Regions from separate parts of the Homo sapiens genome. Here region 1 is linked to region 2. A link is an interaction called in ENCODE POLR2A ChIA-PET data of the cell type or tissue named here. Cell type or tissue: OCI-LY7. All regions are shown on one strand. Each heading gives the region's core, and the rest is flanking DNA. Links, peaks and the distances in the headings are about the cores only. Region 1 overlaps CCNQ (cyclin Q). Region 2 has its middle 5.9 kb from the start of AVPR2.

Region 1 (5,368 bases), core at 313-5,312, 310 kb before region 2:
CGTGGTGACAATGTCCCCAGGCAGCCGACCATCCTGGGCTTCTCTTTGGGCAGGCCTGGGCCAGGACCTTAGGGGATCTCTGTGTCCATGGTATAAATCTGAATGAGATCAGACACAATATTATCAATGATTGGCTTGGTAAGGTCGTCATTAAACACCTAGAAAGAAGAAGGAAAACAGGTTCCAGTTAGACTCCCTCTATGTTAAACAAGGCACCTGTCACTAAGCAGAGAATCACATTTCATGGGCAGGGGAGGGGCACAGGGACTTGGCTATGTAGGAAGACAGTAGCTCTCCTGCAAAGCCAGTTTAATTCCAGCCCGTTGAGGCCAAACACTTTACAAGGCCGAGAACATTCCAGATGGAACAGGCCTTGGTGATCTTCTGACTCAGAGAGGAGGGGACCTGTCCAACGTCATACAGGGAATTGGTAACACAGCTGGGTCCAGAGCACAGGCTCCTGCCTCCTGCCCGGGACTCCCTCAGGTCCAGGGTCTCTGCGGACACTGGCAAGAGGAGAGGGTGGCAGTCCCTGTGCAGCCACAGGCAGGCTAAGTACCCGGACCCCACGCCTACCCTAACCCAGCCCCTGGGGAGCATGTGGACCCACTCCACAGTCCGGACCGCCACGTGCAGGAGCACTCGCAAGACGGCGAAGGACATCCTCGGGGCCCATGGCAGGAGGGTTGCAGCCCAGGGCCACGCCACAGGCTGGGGTCCACACCCTGTACCTTCCAAAGGCAGGTCTGGCCTCTGCCTGGCTCCTGGAGGATAACCTCTAGGCCCCTAGAAAATCCTGCCCCGTGTGAGCGTCTTGGTTTACTGGACTGCCAGGCGGTCTGTGCTAACCACATCATTTATGGTGAGGGCCTTGGGCCACAGAGTCCCAGCCAGATCTCTGGTGGCTGCAGCCCAAGTGACCAGGGTTGGCCACGCAGGCGCTCCATGCCCATGCAGCCCACCACCTCCCACGGAAACCCTGGCCGCCATGGCTGGGATGAGCTTCCCGGTTGTGACTCCGTGCTCGCTGTCCCACACTGTTGCCGAAAGAAACAGGTGCCGTCTGCACAACTCCCCTGGGCGAGGAGCCGCTGAAGCTCACGCCTGGTCTCTCCTGGAGCCCGCCCTGTGCGCCCTGAGCCTTCGCTCACGGTAACCTGTGTCCTTTCCTTGTAATAAACCGGAACTGGGAGTGTGACAGCTTTTCTGAGTTCCGAGCCCTCCCGGCACAGCACTGAGCCCCAGGGTGCTCTTCGGGATCCCCAATGATAAGGGAAATAGTAAGTAAAGCAGCAAGACCTTGGTCAGATGCTGCGTCTGTAGCCACCCTGTGCCAGAGCTTGCTGCCTGGGGAACCAATGTACCAATCAGATCAAGGCCTTGGGCCAAGTCAAGGCAAGAACTGGACCTACGTCCACCCCTGCTGAATGCTCCCAAAGAACCCTAGGTTCCTCTGTGGCCTACAACCTCAGGTAGGAGATGGTGACCTGGACGCCCTCCAAGTCCTGACTCAGGAAGCATAGCTGTCTTACCCTGGGCTCTGGGTGAAAAACAAATACTTCAGAAATGCACACTTGCTTGCTGGGGTCCATGACCTGTGTGCTCCTGGAGACCCCAAGCTCAGAAGCAATCATTAAAAAACATTCAGGGGCTGGGCATAGTGGCTCACGCTTGTAATCCCAGCACTTTGGGAGGCCGAGGCGGGTGGATCACTGGAGGTCACGAGTTCAAGATCAGCCTGGCCAACATGGTGAAACCCCGTCTCTACTAAAAATACAAAAATTAGCCAGGTGTGGTGGCAGGCACTTGTAATCCCAGTTACTTAGGAGACTGAGGCAGGACAATCACTTGAACCAAGGAGGTGGAGGCTGTAGTAAGCTGAGATTGCGCCACTGTACTCCAGCCTGGGCAATAGAGTGAGACTCTGTCTCTATTAAAAAAAAAAAAAAAAAAAAAAAAAAGCAAGGCCAAAACGTGGAAGCAGCCTGCATCCATCGATGGATGAATATGTTAATATCATATGGTCCATGCAGGCCATGAAATATGATTCAGCCATCAAAAGAAAGGACATTCTGAGACGGGGGCTCCAACATTGTGCTCAGCAAAAGAAGCCAGTCACAGAAAGGCCCGCACTGTAGGATTCCACTCCTGTGAGGGGCCTCAAAGGAGAGCCGTGAACTCTGTAGAGGACAGTGGAAGGTTGGGTGCCAGGAGCTTGGGGGTGGGGAGTTGGGGTTGAACGGGGCCAGAGCTTCAGTTTGGGAAGATGAACAATTTCTGCGGCTGGATGGTGGTGATGGCTGCACAGCACCGTGAATGTGCTTCCGTCCCTGGGCCGCACACTTAAAAATGGTGAACGTGGTACAATTTAGGTGATGTCTATGTCACCACAATTAAATGTAACAGTCCAGAACAGGTGGCAACCCTGGGGCACCTGACAGCAGAAGAGACACAGACCCAAGTCCTAGGAGGAGACACTGCTGGCCTCTGGGGACTCTGCCTTTTTGAGGGCAGTCCATCTGCTTATAAGACAAAAAGCAGCAGTGGCTGGAAAGAGGCAGGTTCTCCTTCTGCTCAGGAACAAGGGGATGGAGGGCACTCGGTGTGGCTCTGGACGTGGAAGTTTCAGCAGCATTGCGTGACGACCTGCATCATTTCTGACCCCGCTACTGTCCCTGCTCATCTGGCAAGTCAGAGTGCAGGCAGGCTTCTCCAGGGAAGCACATCAAGCTGCCATGCTGAGCCCGTGGCAGATAAGTGACAGGAGTCACCGTAAGAAGTGGCAGCCGAGAGCACACAAGGAAGAAAGGGTTTCAAAAGCCAGGCCGTGAGCTCTGCAGCACCCGGGTGGGTGAGGCCTCCCAGGATCTCACTCATCATGGGGGATCAGGCCCTCGCACCCCGCCAGCCCACAGGAGGCACCTGGATTCCGGAAGCTTCTGGTGCACAGCCCCGAGCTGGGAGGCAAAGGTCAGGTCAAGTTTAGCAGAGCCTTTAAGAAGAGCTGGCTGAACAGAAGTTCCACACCCCACAAAGGGTAACTTCTTCCCAGTCTGAACGATGACTGGGTGAGTCTGGGCCGCCAGCAAACAACTTGCTGGTAGAGCTGCTTCCTGGCTGTGCAGGGTTACCTGGGCTCGCACTCCTCTGGGAGGGGCTGAGCATGGGACGCAGGTGGTACTGCCACACCAGGTGAGGTTTACGAGCAAGCGCAGAAGACAGAGCAGAAAGGAAGACAGATGCAGCATAGCCAGGCAGCCCAGGGCCAGGGCCACACCCACCAGATGTCCCCAGAGGGTGTTTGCCCCCCCCAGAGTCCAACCCTGAGCACGAGGCAGCCACATTATGTGAAAGTCCCTGAGCAGCCCGAGCGTGGGGCAACACTGTCTACACAGATGGCCCTGCACCACCTGCACACTGCCTTGGGGACAGGGTGCTTCCGGCTTGAGACTGGGAACATGGGTGCATGGGTTCAAAGACACATGAGCACCCGCTTTGGTGCCAGGGAGGCGCGGGAGACTGGGGAAGAGATGCCCAGCCTCAGGCACTCACAGCTGACTGGGGATACGAGATTACACAATAAACACGCAAAAATCAGCAAATGCTGTGGTCTTCCACAAGGCACACGGGCCAGGGAAGAGAGGCAGGGCTACCTCTATGCAGAACAGCACCAGCCACCTGGAAAGCTGTCCTATGCACAGGCCTACAGAGTTCCACCATCTACCCTCCATGATCTACCTATTAATACCTATCAATCACCCGCCACCCTGCCCATCAGCTCTCTCCCCTATCCATCCAGGTGTCTGTCAACTAGCCAGCTAGCTGTCACCTACCTAGCCATCCAGCCCTCTCCATAAAGCACCCCAGATGTTTCTGATGGGAAGCCAGGTTTAGTAACCTGTGATCACAGTCAAGTTCCCACTCAATTCAGTAAAAGCGGTTCTCCGCTGGGGCAACCCTCCTCCCGGGACACCGGCGACGTCGGTGGAGGCCAGCACTCCTGTTCGACATCCGGGACCCCTAAATGGCAACTGTGCCGAGGGGGAGAGCCTGTCCCAGGCCATCGCAACAGGGTACTTTCGAGCTTCCATGTTCCCCAGCAGCCCGTATCTTTCTTCATGGATAATTAATAGAATTTGGTGAGCACTGCAATACAGAGACTTCCAGAGGGAAAGGGGGCACGTCCAGTGTGCCAAGCAGCCACCTCACCTGCCACCACGGCTTCTCAGCCTCGACCTCGGCGGGCACCTCAACTCCGTAGACCTGCAGGGCCAGGTAGAGCACCGCCACGGCGATGTGCTGGGCCTGGAAGCGGAGGCACAGCGCCCCATGGTAGCTGTCCCGCAGCAGGGCCCAGGCGGTGACGGCAACAGGGGTCCGCTGCCAGCTGTGGCGGTTCAGCCAGTTCTGGAGGGAAACCAGGTAGTGGAGCAGGTACTGCAAAGACACGTGTGTCAGCCTTTAGGCCCACCAGCTGCTCTCCTCATGCTGACATAATCATATCAGCACCTGCTCCAACCCTCCAGCAGCTTCCATGTCCCTCAGGAAGAAGCCCCAAGGCCTTCTGCTGGCCCCATCTCCTGCCGATCCCACCCTGCCTTCCAGCAAACCCCATCTAGGGCCTTCGCACTTGCTGAGCCCTCTGCCTGAAACCAGCTCACCGTATGCACCTGCCCACTCTCACCCTCCAGACCCAGCTCTAGGGAAACCTACGAGGGCCACCCCCACCACAGTCCCTCTCCACCACAGGGCCCGCTCTGGCCACCATGAAATTCCTCGGGGCCTGGTGCTCCGGAAAGCACCCTCTTCATGGGCAGAACAGAAGGTGCTGCTCCCCATGCATCTGGCCTGCTGCCAAGGGCACATGCTGTCCTCGGCCACAACATCCAAATGACCTCCCAGCCCAGCTGCCAGCTCCTGCTCTCAGAACACTGACATTTTGCCAGAACCTCACACAATAAGACAGATGCTGCGAGCTCTCTGGACAGTCTGGAACACACATGCGTGTGACCCCAGCACACCATGCAGGAGGGATACATAGGTTACTTTCCACCCCAGCCCTGACTGGAAGGAGGGGAAGGGGCTGGCAGGCTCCCAGCCACACCAAGCTATCAGTTCCCCATCTGGGCACAGATCACACACCCCTTGAGGTCTGAGTGCTGCTCTTTCCTAAGCCCTGTCGCCTTGACAACTCCACCCTGCAGCCACCAGGGCATCTCCCACCTTCCCCCAGGATGCTCAGCAAGCATTCTGCCCACTAAGACACTACTGCGCAGAAATCCCAGACCAGGGCTTTCCAGGTACTGAGGTGGGAGTGTGGAAGGCTGGAGGCAAGATTATAAAGGCAACACGAAGGGCCCATGCGGGT
Region 2 (5,368 bases), core at 292-5,291:
CAACATCACTCCCATCCTAGCTACAAGAAGCTGGATAACCTACAAATCATAGGATTTTTTTTCTTTTAAGGCTATCGGGAAGCTGAGGTTGGGGGGAAAAAAAATCAAAATCTTGAAAAGCCCTTTCTAGGAGAAAAGAGCCCCATAGCTGCTTTGATTTTTGGCACAGCAGCAGCAGGAAGAGGAGGCTGCCACAGACTTGTGTACAAAAGAAACAGAGAAACTCTGAACACATTTTAAAAGGCTGAGTGTGCGACGGCATGAGGCTATAGACTCTCTAATGCCTCCCATTCAAGAGAGCTTACATTCACCCACTAACTCTTTTGCATGGGCCTTCACCAAGAAAGTTTGAAGGCAAAGCAGGTGGGCCGAAAGATACTCTCCGAGGTAGACATGTGCTCAGGCTGCTGAAGTCTGGATGCAGGACAAGGGAACCGACAGGAACCCCCCTGGGGCTCCTGACCTTCCACTGAGTACAGAGCAGCTGTAACTGGTGAATGAAGCAGGGCAGGAGGACTGAAGAGTTCATCCCCAGGCTCTAGGAAGTCTTAAGGCAGGACAGAAGAACTGAAACAAACCTTCCGGTTGATTCTAATCCTTACACTGAGTACAAACCAGAAGCGAACTGTGGTTGGAGTGGAGGCAAAAGACCTACAATAGGCACCCGGGAATGTGCGCTCAGGGATCTGCTGAAGTCTACGGGTGAGGCAGGAGAATCAAAGAAACTCCCAGCCACTCAGATCACAAGTCCCACCAAAGAGAATGTTCTGATCCTGCTCTGAAATCATTCGAAGTATACAGAAAACTGAGTCTACGCAAAGCAACAAGAAACCCCAGACTCCACTTAACTACACACCAGCCTCTAATACACACACACGCATGCACACACTAATGGCCTGACAAGAAGGGTCATGCCCTTTTTGGGGCATAATTTTATGTGTATCTTCCCCACTGTTCTATTACATATATTTACCCCAGGAGGGATAAATATATATGATTATTTACTTCTTAAAATAGAAATAGGCCAGGTGTGGTGGCTCACACCTGTAATCCCAGTACTTTGGGAGGCTGAAGTGGGAGGATTGCTTGAGCCCAGGAGTTTGAGAACAGCCTGGGCAACATGGAAAGACCCTGTCTCTATAAAAATACAACAATTAGCTGGGTATGGTGGTACATGTCTATAGTCCCAGCTACTCAGGAGGCTGAGATGGGAGGATCCCTTGAGCCCGGGAGGTCGAGGCTGCAGTGAGCCGTGATCATGCCACTGCACTCCAGCCTGGCTGACAGAGTGAGACCCTGCCTTAAAAAAAAAAAAAAAAAGGAATTTGGGAAGGGCTCACCTGGGCAGTCCTGGCCCAGGTCTTTCATGTGGTGGCTGTCAGATGGTGGCCCTCTTCATATTGCCTCAGAGCCTTTTTTTTTTTTTTTTTTTTGAGAAGGTGTCTCACTTTGTTGCCCAGGCTGGAGTGCAGTGGCGGGGTCTCAGCTCACTGCAACCTCCGCCTCCCGGGTTCAAGCCATTCTCCTGCCTCAGCCTCCCGAGTAGCTGGGATTACAGGCGCACGCCAGCACACCCAGCTAATTTTTGTGTTTTTCAGTAGAGACAGGGTTTCACCATGTTGGTCAGGCTGGTCTCTATCTCCTGACCTCTTGATCCACCCACCTCAGCCTCCCAAAGTGTTGGGATTACACGTGTGAGTTACTGTGCCTGGCCTCAGAGCCATTTTCTGTGGTCCTTCCATGATGGCTGAATTGGGCTTCCTTATAGCATCAGGGAAGTTGGAATGCTTACATGGTGGCTAAAGGCTTGAAGAGTGAGTGTCCCTGTTAACAAGGCAGAAGCTGCATTACCTTTTCTGCACTAGCCTCAGAAATCAATCAGCACCACTTTTACCATATTATCTTGAGTACAAGAAAGTCACAAGCCTGCCCAGATTATAGGGGGGAGGGTTAAATTCCACCTCTTGATGGGGAAGTGGCAAGGTTCCAGGAGAGCATGTGGGATGGGAGATATTGTTGGGGCTACCTTTGAAAAACACAATCTGCCACACACACCAGTTAAAAGGCAGAGACTGTTGGGCTAGATAAAATAGCTATATGTTATTTACAAGAAGCACATTTGAAGCATAAAGACACAGACATGTTGAGAGTAGAAGTATGGAAAAAGATATACCAAGCAACCACTGAGCATAAGAAAGCTGCCATGGCATCATACTAATATCAGGTAGAGCAGAATTCAAGACAAAGAGTTTACTAGAGATCAAGAGAGACATGTCATAATGAAAAAAGAACACATAATCAAGAAAACACAACCATTTCAAATATATAAGCACCTAATCTACCAAATATATGAAACAAAATTTATAGGACTAAAGGGTTCTAGATACAGATAAATCTCCAAACATACTGGCCAACTTTAACATTCCTTTCTCAGTAAATGATAAAACAAATAGGAAAAAAATCAGAAGAATATAGATTTGAACAACACTATCAACCTAATTGACTCAATTGATATGTACGGAACACTACATCCAACAACAGCAGAACACATATTCTTCTCAAGTGCAGATGGAACCCCAACCAACACAGACAACTTCTGGGCAATCGAGCAAGCCTCAATAAATTACAAAGGGTCAAAATCATACAAAGTACGATTTCTGACCAAAATGATGTTGAATTAGAAATCAACAACAAAAAGACATCTAGGAATTTTCTAAATATTTTGAAATGAAAAAATATCTACTTCCAAATAACCCAAGAACCAAAGAAGAAACCACAAGTAAAATTATTGGTAGAACATATCTTTCACTGAATAGAAATGCAAATAAAATATGAAAATTTGGGAATTCAACAAAACAACTGATTAGAGGAAAAGGAACTACTTATATTAGAAAAGCAGAAAGGTCCCAAAATAATTATTTAAATTTCTACTTTAAGAAACTAGAGCCGGTCACGGTGGCTCACACCTGTAATCCCAGCACTTTGGGAGGCCGAGGCAGGCAGATCATGAGGTCAAGAGATCGAGATGATCCTGACCAACATGGTGAAACCCCATCTCTACTAAAAAATACAAAAATTAGCTGGGCGTGGTGGTGTGCACCTGTAATCCCAGCTACTCAGGAGGCTGAGGCAGAAGAATTGCTTGAATCTGGGAGGCAGAAGTTGCAGTGAGCCAAGATCACACCACTGCACTCCAGCCTGGGCAACAAGAGCAAAACTTCGTTTCAAAACAAAACAAAACAAAAAGATCAATGAAATTGATAAGCCTCTAGCCAGACTGATCAGAAAAAAAAAATGGAGAGAAGATACAAATTACCAATATGGAGAATAAGAGAGAGGGGGCATTATTACAGATCCTACAAACATAAAAAAGTGATAAGAGGATGTTGTGAAAAACTTATTCCAATACATCCAACAACTTAGATGAAATGGACAAATTCCTTGAAAGATACAAATGGTCAACGCTCATTTAGGAAAAAATAGATAACCTGATTAGCCCTGTATCTGTCAGAAGAGTTGAATTTATAACTGAAAAAATTCTCACAAAGAAAACTCCAGGTTTGTGTAAATAATACCAATTCTATACTAACTCTTCCAGAAAACAGAAAAAGAGAGAACACTTCCCAACTCGTTTTATAAAGTCAGCATTATACTCATCCCCAAACCAAAGATATTACAGAAAGGGAAAACGTAGACCAGCATCTCTCATTAATACAGATGTAAAAATGGTAAACAACAGCCAGGCACAGTGGCTCACACCTGTCATCCCAGCACTTTGGGAGGCCAAGGTGGGTGGATCAGAGGTCAAGAGATCGAGACCATCCTGGTTAACATGATGAAACCCTGTCTCTACTAAAAACACAAAAATTGGCCGGGTGTGGTGGCTCATGCCTGTAATCCCAGCACTTTGGGAGGCCGAGGCAGGTGGATCACCTGAGGTCGGGAATTCGAGACCAGCCTGACCAACATGAAGAAACCCCGTCTCTACTAAAAGTACAAAATTAGCTGGGCATGGTGGCGCTTGCCTGTAATCCCAGCTACTTGGGAGGCTGAGGCAAGAGAATCTCTTGAACCTGGGAGGCGAAGGTTGCAGTGAGCCAAGATCTCGCCATTGCACTGCAGCCTGGGCAACAAGAGTGAAACTCCGACTCAAAAAAAAAAAGAAAAAAAAGAAAAAAATTCAATACTCACTTGTGATAAAAGCTTTCAGTATACCGGGTGACAGAGTGAGAGACTATGCCTCCTCCCCACCAAAAAAAATATAAAAAAAAAAAAGAAGTTACACAAAATACTATGTACTCTTTTATTTATTTATTTATTTTTATTATTATTTTTTTTTGAGACGGAGTCTTGCTGTGTCACCCAGGCTGGAGTGCAATGGCAAGATCTCGGCTCACTGAAACCTCCGCCTCCCGGGTTCAAGCGATTCTCCAGCCTCAGCCTCTGAGTAGCTGGGATTACAGGCTTGCGCCACCACGCCCGGCTAATTTTTGAAAATACTACATACTCTATGATTCTATTTATATAAAATTCTAGAAAAGGAAAATCTATAGTGATAGATCAGTGGTTGCTAGGCTTTCAGGTAGGGGAAGAAGCTTGACTGCAAAAGGCCACGAGGGAACTTTCTGGAATGTCGAAAATATTTATTCTATGTCATGATTGTGGTTGTGGTTACACGACTGTATACATTTGTCAAATCTTACTGAACAGTACAATTACAATTAATGAATTTTACTGTATGCTAATCATACCTCAATAAAGCCGAAAAAAAAAAAAGTCATTCTGGAGGAGAGAAATCATTGCCTGCGGAGGGCCATTCCAGGGTGGTGAGTGCATGAGCACTGAAGACACCCGGAGCAGCTGCTGCAATAATCTGGGGGAGGAACGTGCAGGCAGAGAGAGCAAGAGGAAGTCAGACTGGGAAACCCCGAGGCAGTTACCCAAACAGCCCACTAACAGCAACTGCAGTCGGCCGCCTCTGGGGAGGAAAGCGGGAGGGGCCACTGCCTTTAAAAAAGAAAAAAAAAAAAAATCTCTGCAGTTTTGCCAGGGAGCCGCCTCCTGCCTGACTCTCACATGATGACCTGGAGGCCATCTATGGGTACGGCCCTCAAGCCCTCAACGCTCACCCTCCTTCTACCCCCCGCCCCTCACCCCAGCACCTGCTGGAGACCCTGGCCCTCCCTTCCACTCCGCGAGGCTCTTAATCTATCCAGTTCCATGGGCTGCCTTTCCGCAGCTATAAACAGGCTCTGTCCAGCTTTCCCAGTTATTATTCACTTAGGTGAATGGACACAATTAGATGATCATCCGCAGGCTGTCTTCCTGTCATCATTGGCACACGCACACACCCTCACACACGCACACA

Evidence for each region. ChIA-PET counts read pairs that join two places held together with the same protein. Peaks named below come from ENCODE experiments on the same cell type or tissue, not always from the same donor. Only the 100,000 strongest peaks of a DNase experiment are listed, where the experiment ranks them.
Region 1: POLR2A ChIA-PET joins it to region 2 with 7 read pairs; 1 of 35 experiments calls an interaction of 5 or more read pairs at or near these places.

The regions. Positions count from the first base shown.
Region 1 is chrX:153,588,297-153,593,664 of GRCh38, forward strand. CCNQ (cyclin Q) reads right to left here. Exons shown (of 5, transcript NM_152274.5): 4 at 4,210-4,437; 5 at 1-158. The coding sequence ends at 69. Among named protein-coding and RNA genes, the nearest start is that of CCNQ, 8.2 kb to the right of the region's middle. In OCI-LY7, for the core only: no CTCF peak of the experiment used is centred there; a DNase peak (open chromatin) is centred at 3,325; H3K27ac peaks cover 1,108 bases.
Region 2 is chrX:153,896,086-153,901,453 of GRCh38, forward strand. No RefSeq gene overlaps it. Among named protein-coding and RNA genes, the nearest start is that of AVPR2, 5.9 kb to the right of the region's middle. In OCI-LY7, for the core only: no CTCF peak of the experiment used is centred there; a DNase peak (open chromatin) is centred at 4,936; H3K4me3 peaks cover 725 bases; H3K27ac peaks cover 875 bases.